Regions from separate parts of the Homo sapiens genome. Here region 2 is linked to region 1. A link is a contact called in ENCODE Hi-C or POLR2A ChIA-PET data. All regions are on one chromosome and are shown on one strand. Each heading gives the region's core, a stretch centred on a gene start or an enhancer-like site at or near the end of the contact. The rest is flanking DNA. Distances are from core to core; before and after follow the strand shown. Region 1 overlaps MLLT3 (MLLT3 super elongation complex subunit). Region 2 has its middle 19 kb from the start of IFNB1.

Region 1 (3,000 bases), core at 258-2,757:
CATCTTTCAAAATAGTAGTTGTGGCTTTTTGCCTCCTTCTTTTAAAAATGACTACATACCTTCTGTTTGCATGTATTGAAGGGATCTGGTGTCTGGGTATCCAGATGTTATTTCTGATTTTTTTTTCTTCACTTTAACTTATGCATGGCAGCTATTATTTTGCTATTTCCCAGGCTTATAATTCCAGAACCCTCAGCAGGAATAAGCAGACAGTAATGAATTTCTATGTCAACTTCACAATATGTTTCATTTTTGTTGGTACAGAAAACAACACCTGAGACTGCTTGAAAAGTACAGGTTTATAGTGTGAGCTTTTAGGAATCATGTTATCCAAGTCTCCCTTATTTTATATCTGAAGAAACCAGTGGCACAGAGAATGTATCTGGTGTTGCCCAAAGTAAAATGACTAGTCTGGTTTGTGTTTACGTAGGGTTAAGAACATAGTCACTTGCTTCTGTGTTAGTACTCTTGCTGCTACAAAATCCTTGTATTTGTCAGAAAGTCAGTCTTTCTTTTTACCAAAACTATGTTGTGCATATTGAACATTCAGGAGTGACTATTCCATAAAATATGTATTTTATGCTCTCTCAGGCAGTGGTGATAACAGGTACACAACATTTGACAGCACAGAGTAATTTATCCTACATGACTCAGGTGGAGGAGGCACTCAAATTAAAGGATGCCATGTGATGCATTTCAAAGGGGTGAAGTGATTTGGCCAAAGGCTCTGCCATAGTAAAATTGGTCACCATGCCTCTGCCTACCCCTGCAAAAGGCATTGGCTTTGAAATAAATATCCCCATATAATAAACTCAGCAACTTATCAGATAAGTTAATGTGGAGTGCCAAAATAAAGAGAAGTTTTATTCTTCCGGAGTGCTATTCTTACCCTTTGCACTGGTGTAAAATGCCCCCACCCCTCTGCTTTCACAAAAACAGCTTGGAAACTGGAATGGCAACTTGAACACCACTTACTTTAACCAGTTAACAAAAGCTTTGTTTATTTTATGTTTCCTTTTAATAGCAAAAGTTAAAAGTGTCTCAGCTTTTAAAAGTACTCATACATATGTTTTGCAAAGGAGTATCCTTTGCTCTCTTTAGGAACACAAATATTCCAAAATACTTATATCAGTATTTTAAAATGGAATCGTATTATAAAGTATAACTTTACTTTTATATAAAATTATTTTTAGTAAAAACAAATTAGCAAAACTGCTCAGTGAATGATTCCCGAGAGACCATATCCCATGAAGCCCCATTTTCCTGCTACAGGGTTCCTGGGCCATAAAGGTGGACCTGGAACAGGATAAAACAACCATTGTGCTACAGTCTACCCTCATCATTCAGCCTTTTAGTGAAAAAGACAAGCAGCCGTCAGGGTGATTCAGACCCTTCACCAGGACTGTGACTAAGCTATGAGAAAGATGCTCTCCCCTTCCTTTCTGTTTGTAATGCTGGCAAGTTTCAAATCCGAAACAGTTTGTAGTCATGGTCCCAGTCTTGTGGAAACAGAGCTTGCTGATGCAAATGATGCCAACAGTTTCTCATAGTGGGCAAAGTAAGTATGAATTGCATTTGCTAAGTGATATTCCAGGGATGTCCTTCAGGCAGTGGTCATAAAACTACAGTGTACTTAAGAATTCCCTGGGGGTTTGTTTAAAAATGCAGATTCTTGATCTCTACCCCAGACTGAGTCAGCCTCTCTAGGGGTCCAGGAATCTGTATTTCACACAAATATCTCAGCTGAGTTTAATGCTTTTGGGTGCTGTTGAATTGATAAGAGCCTATTCTTCAACTTGGCAGCTGAGGATGTGATGCTGGCTTGCATTTAGGCACAAGTGAGGTTTAGGTTTATTGCAATGAAAAAGTTATATTGCAGTTCGGGTTGGAAAGATGCTTCCTGGTTGGGTGCAGTGGCTCACGTCTGTAATCACAGCACTTTGGGAGGCTGAGGCAGGCAGGCAGGCAGATCACTTGAGGTTAGGCACTTGAGATCAGCCTGGCCAACATGGTGAAACCCTGTCTCTACCAAAACAAAAACAAAAACAAAAAATAATTGCTTCTGAAGGCCAAATATGGGGCTGCGTTTATTAGGGCAAATCATTTGTTAAAAAGAAACATTCTTTCCTGAAGATATGATTTTGGGGATGGTTGTTGTAGTGGTCGCTGAAATCAATGGTTCTGTGTTCATACACCTGCCAGCCCATGTTCTCCAGAGCTGCTGTTTAGTACTGTCCTTGGCTTCCTTCTTGCAGCCTCTTTTTCTGTTTTCAACCAACTGTAAAAAGTGAACTACAGCCAACTGTAGGCCTGAACAACTGGAGAGGAGAGGAATAGGCAGTGATGTCTGTATCAATCGTCTATCCAGTTATTTTTTGGTTTTCTTTGGTTATCAATATAGGTTATCCCCCTCTAATTATTTTCCATGTATTGTCTCTTGATTCAAGATAAGGAATGAATGAAGCCCTGGGAATAGAAAGTGTGACCTTCTCCCAGCAGTTTCTTCCCAGGACTTGCCCTCTCCCGGTACTTTTTGCCACTAGATTTTTCTGTTTCTGAAACAGGGTAGAATTACTCGCTAATTAAAATACCTTTGCTAGTGTTTCTCTTCCTTAACCCCAGTTGATTTACACAGAGTTTTTATGGACCGTATTATATTCTCACTAGTGCCTTTCTCTAGGAAGGGACTAATGGGGTTCATAGATATTCTTGTTTGTTTCTTGCAAGTAAGCAGTGCCCTGAAATAGGTGAGGAAGTAGCAATTTATAAAGATGTGGGCTAGTGTCTACACAGTAAAAATCTGGACCAGGTGTGGTGATAGTCACTGTAGTAGAAATTTTGGTGGGGGCAATAACGATGATGTGGCAAAAACTGTCAAGCAGGGCTTTAAAGGTTTTAGCTATATTAATTCATTCAGTTTACAACACCCCCATCAGGTAATGTTGATTATAATTCCCATTTTAAAGATGAGGAAATTGGACCACAGAGAGATTAATTGGC
Region 2 (3,000 bases), core at 332-2,831, 540 kb before region 1:
GAATTGGTTAGTTTTCCATTTGCTTCTATTTCCTGTTAAAACGGGAACTAAGTATGTTTTACTGAATAGACTTATGACATAATTTGCCACTTTGCTGTCTCTTCAAGGGCCTTAATGAGGAACTATATTAAAATTTAAAGACTTTTGATTATGGATTTGCATTTCTTTTGGATGCCAAGAGAGTCAGAGAAGGGGCAAGAAGACTCACATGTGTTGGGGCTACATTTATCTAAAATAATATTTAATGTTCTTTTCAACATAAATTGTATTCTCTTTTGAATTTTATTTTCCCTTTGTTCACATTGCCCATCAATGTGCTCATGAGATAGGTGGAGCTCAAATTCTTGTCAAGAGAATTCATTAAATGAACCCTCAGCAAACATTGCCAAGACAACTCCTTGATATCTGACAGTCACAAACTCATTGAAGCATATATTGCAGCATTATATTTATTCAATAAACAATACTTAACTTTTTACCATTGGCTACTGTGCTAATGACTGGGGAGACAAAGTTCAGATTTAAAACACGAATCTTCTGGAAAAGAGAGGATAAAACAAAACATCGATTACCGAACAGAATGATGAGTGTTCCGCAAGTGCTGAATTTGCAAAGAGCCATAGGCTCAGAACAGGGCGTAAAATGGAGAGACATCCACAAGTAACTAGCATTTTAGAACTGATGGAAGGATGCAAATGACATTGAAAATTTTGGAAAAGGGGAGAAAGGACAGAGATGTGCAAGTCATTTGAAAGCAAGAGCTAAAGCAAAGAGTTGGCAGAATTGCACATTTTCTAAAAATAAGAAATAAGTGAAAAATGAGAGCTAGGAATAAGACCAAGTTTTCTTCCCTCCAGGGGTCCAGAGTGAGAGATGGGAAAGGCCAACCAGGCCTTGAATGTTCCTACTAGAACTCAAGGAGCAAAATGCTATTTTGGGATGTCATAACGGGGAAAGGAAACAGACCTCTCGTTGCCCAGTTCCCTTATCTGTAAAATTAAGATAACCACAGTCCTACCTCATAAAACTGTGGTGAGGATTAATTGTTTAATTTATATAACATGCTCAGAATGATGCCTGGCACTTAAATAAGGCTGCTTACATGTGAGCTCTCCTATTTGAAACTGATTAGAGGATTATTCCCTAATGTTCTAGGTCTGCAGGAAGGTGAGGTAATTTCAAAAGAACTAGCCAGGAACTTTTTAATGCCAGCTCAACTACTCACAAGGGAGAGGCAGAAAGAGCCATTCACTTGGTGACTGAGCCAATCATTTCGCAGCAAATATCCCAGGATGTAGACAGAAGCACTGCTACCTGGCACACACACCAGCTGTCTACAATGGCACACTTTACCTCTTGGTTCTCTCTACCTTTCGAGGAGCTAAATGTTTTCACTAAAATAACAGAGGCATCTTCCAGGCAGCCAGAAGAATCTTCTGCTTTGTGAAGATAAGCAGCACTTGCCTCAGGCAAGCACCAGGGCAAAGGGGAATACCCGCTCCATTCTTCAATTCCAATTCGACAATTCACATTTAGTTTCCTTTTCACTTGTTGCATCACCCTCATTGTTATTTTTGCACCACCTGGTTCATCGTACAGCCCCTGATGATGAAATAAAAATGTAATTGGTTGTAAGTTTTAATGATGTACAGGGTTTTGGTTTCACTTTGTAGAAGCACCAGAAACTGCTTCCAAGATAGGAAGCACCCACAGAAAAACCAAAAATAGACATGTCCACGTGTTTGTGAAGGGAATGGAGCTGGTGCTTATTCAGCAGCTGCTGTAAGTGTGTTGTCTGTGTATTCTCTTCTTAACCCTAGGCCTGGCTGCATTTACCCCTGAGTATGGTTGTGAGGATTAAATAACATACAGCTCAGAGAAATGCCTGGTATCCAAAGGGAAAAGTAAACCCAGGCTGGAGGGTGACTGAAGACTGTATTGGATAGGGCCAATGTGGAGCTTCTAGCAGAGGGAGTCCAGGTAGCACCTGGTAAGAAATGTTGGGTGGGCAGCTGTAGGGGCCAGGGGAAAATTAGCCCTTTGACCTCTGAAGCTTCACTGAAAAATCATCTGACAAAAGGCAGATTAATAGGCAAAAAGCCATACAAATTAATTGTATAGTAGTTTCATGTGACATGGGAGCCTTCAGAATGAAAGCCCAAAGATACCATTTTTATGCTTAGGTTAATGAAGAATTGGACAGCTATGTAGAAAAATGACTGGACAAAAAGGGCATGATCTAATGCTAATAGACTGAGTGAGGAAGCCTAGCAAGGCCTGTCTGTCTAGATTCTTCTGGGTTTGTTTGTGCAACATTCCTTACTCTGGGAATGGGGCAGGGCCCTCTCTGAATGGAGTTATATTCTACCATCAGATAAGGCAGGTCACATAATTTCCTTATGGTCAGCTTTTACACAGAAAGGCAAGGAGGAGGTTGAAGTAATATGTTTAGGTTTTATGGCTGGCTTTGGGGAAGGGAATTCTGGTTTCTATGGCCTGCCTTGGGAAGAGGGATTCTAGAGAGATTCTAGAGAATAAGGGGCCACAGAGAGAAGGGCAGGAGAAAGTCAGAGAAAGTTTTGCTTCTGAGGCTGCTTCTGTGGCCGTCATTTTGGGGGATTGTTTCCTGAGCCTCAGCACAGCCCTTGTGCGTCCCTGGGCCATCAATCCATTGATGAGACCATTCCAACTGTGGCTGGCGGTGAAGACTGTAGGACCCTCTGGTTGTGTTTGCATAAGGCAGAAGTTGTCATTAGTGTGGGAAAAAAAAGTAGTGCCTTTTCTCACCTATTGCTAGGTTCATGGTTAATACCCCTATAATAAAAGAAGATTAACAAGAGAAAACCATAACTAATTTTTTAAACTAATTTTCATGGGAGACAAGAGGCTTTAGAAATGAAGATCCAAAGACCCAGAGAAACTGTCTATTTTTATGCTTAGGTTTAATGAAAAATGGACAGTCATGTAAAAGCATATTGGACACAAAGGGGATATGAAGTA

Evidence for each region. Hi-C counts contacts between places; a loop is a spot of excess contacts on that map. ChIA-PET counts read pairs that join two places held with the same protein, here RNA polymerase II (POLR2A). Pooled maps may share reads with other maps.
Region 2: a loop to region 1 is called in a pooled map, with 6 times the contacts of the local background. The contact joins two enhancer-like sites. A Hi-C loop is called at or near these places in 2 of 37 single-sample maps with no recorded cell type and 7 of 50 pooled maps. POLR2A ChIA-PET finds 5 or more read pairs at or near these places in 1 of 52 experiments (CD8-positive, alpha-beta T cell).

What each region holds. Positions count from the first base shown.
Region 1 is chr9:20,557,343-20,560,342 of GRCh38, reverse strand. The region is part of intron 2 of MLLT3 (MLLT3 super elongation complex subunit); the gene reads left to right. Among named protein-coding and RNA genes, the nearest start is that of MIR4474, 57 kb to the right of the region's middle. Within about 2 kb of position 1,507, at least 5 of the 41 ENCODE cell types and tissues checked have a DNase peak (open chromatin) inside an H3K27ac peak, as active enhancers do.
Region 2 is chr9:21,095,077-21,098,076 of GRCh38, reverse strand. No RefSeq gene overlaps it. Among named protein-coding and RNA genes, the nearest start is that of IFNB1, 19 kb to the right of the region's middle. RefSeq lists enhancers at 1,293-1,587, 1,485-1,754. Within about 2 kb of position 1,581, at least 10 of the 41 ENCODE cell types and tissues checked have a DNase peak (open chromatin) inside an H3K27ac peak, as active enhancers do.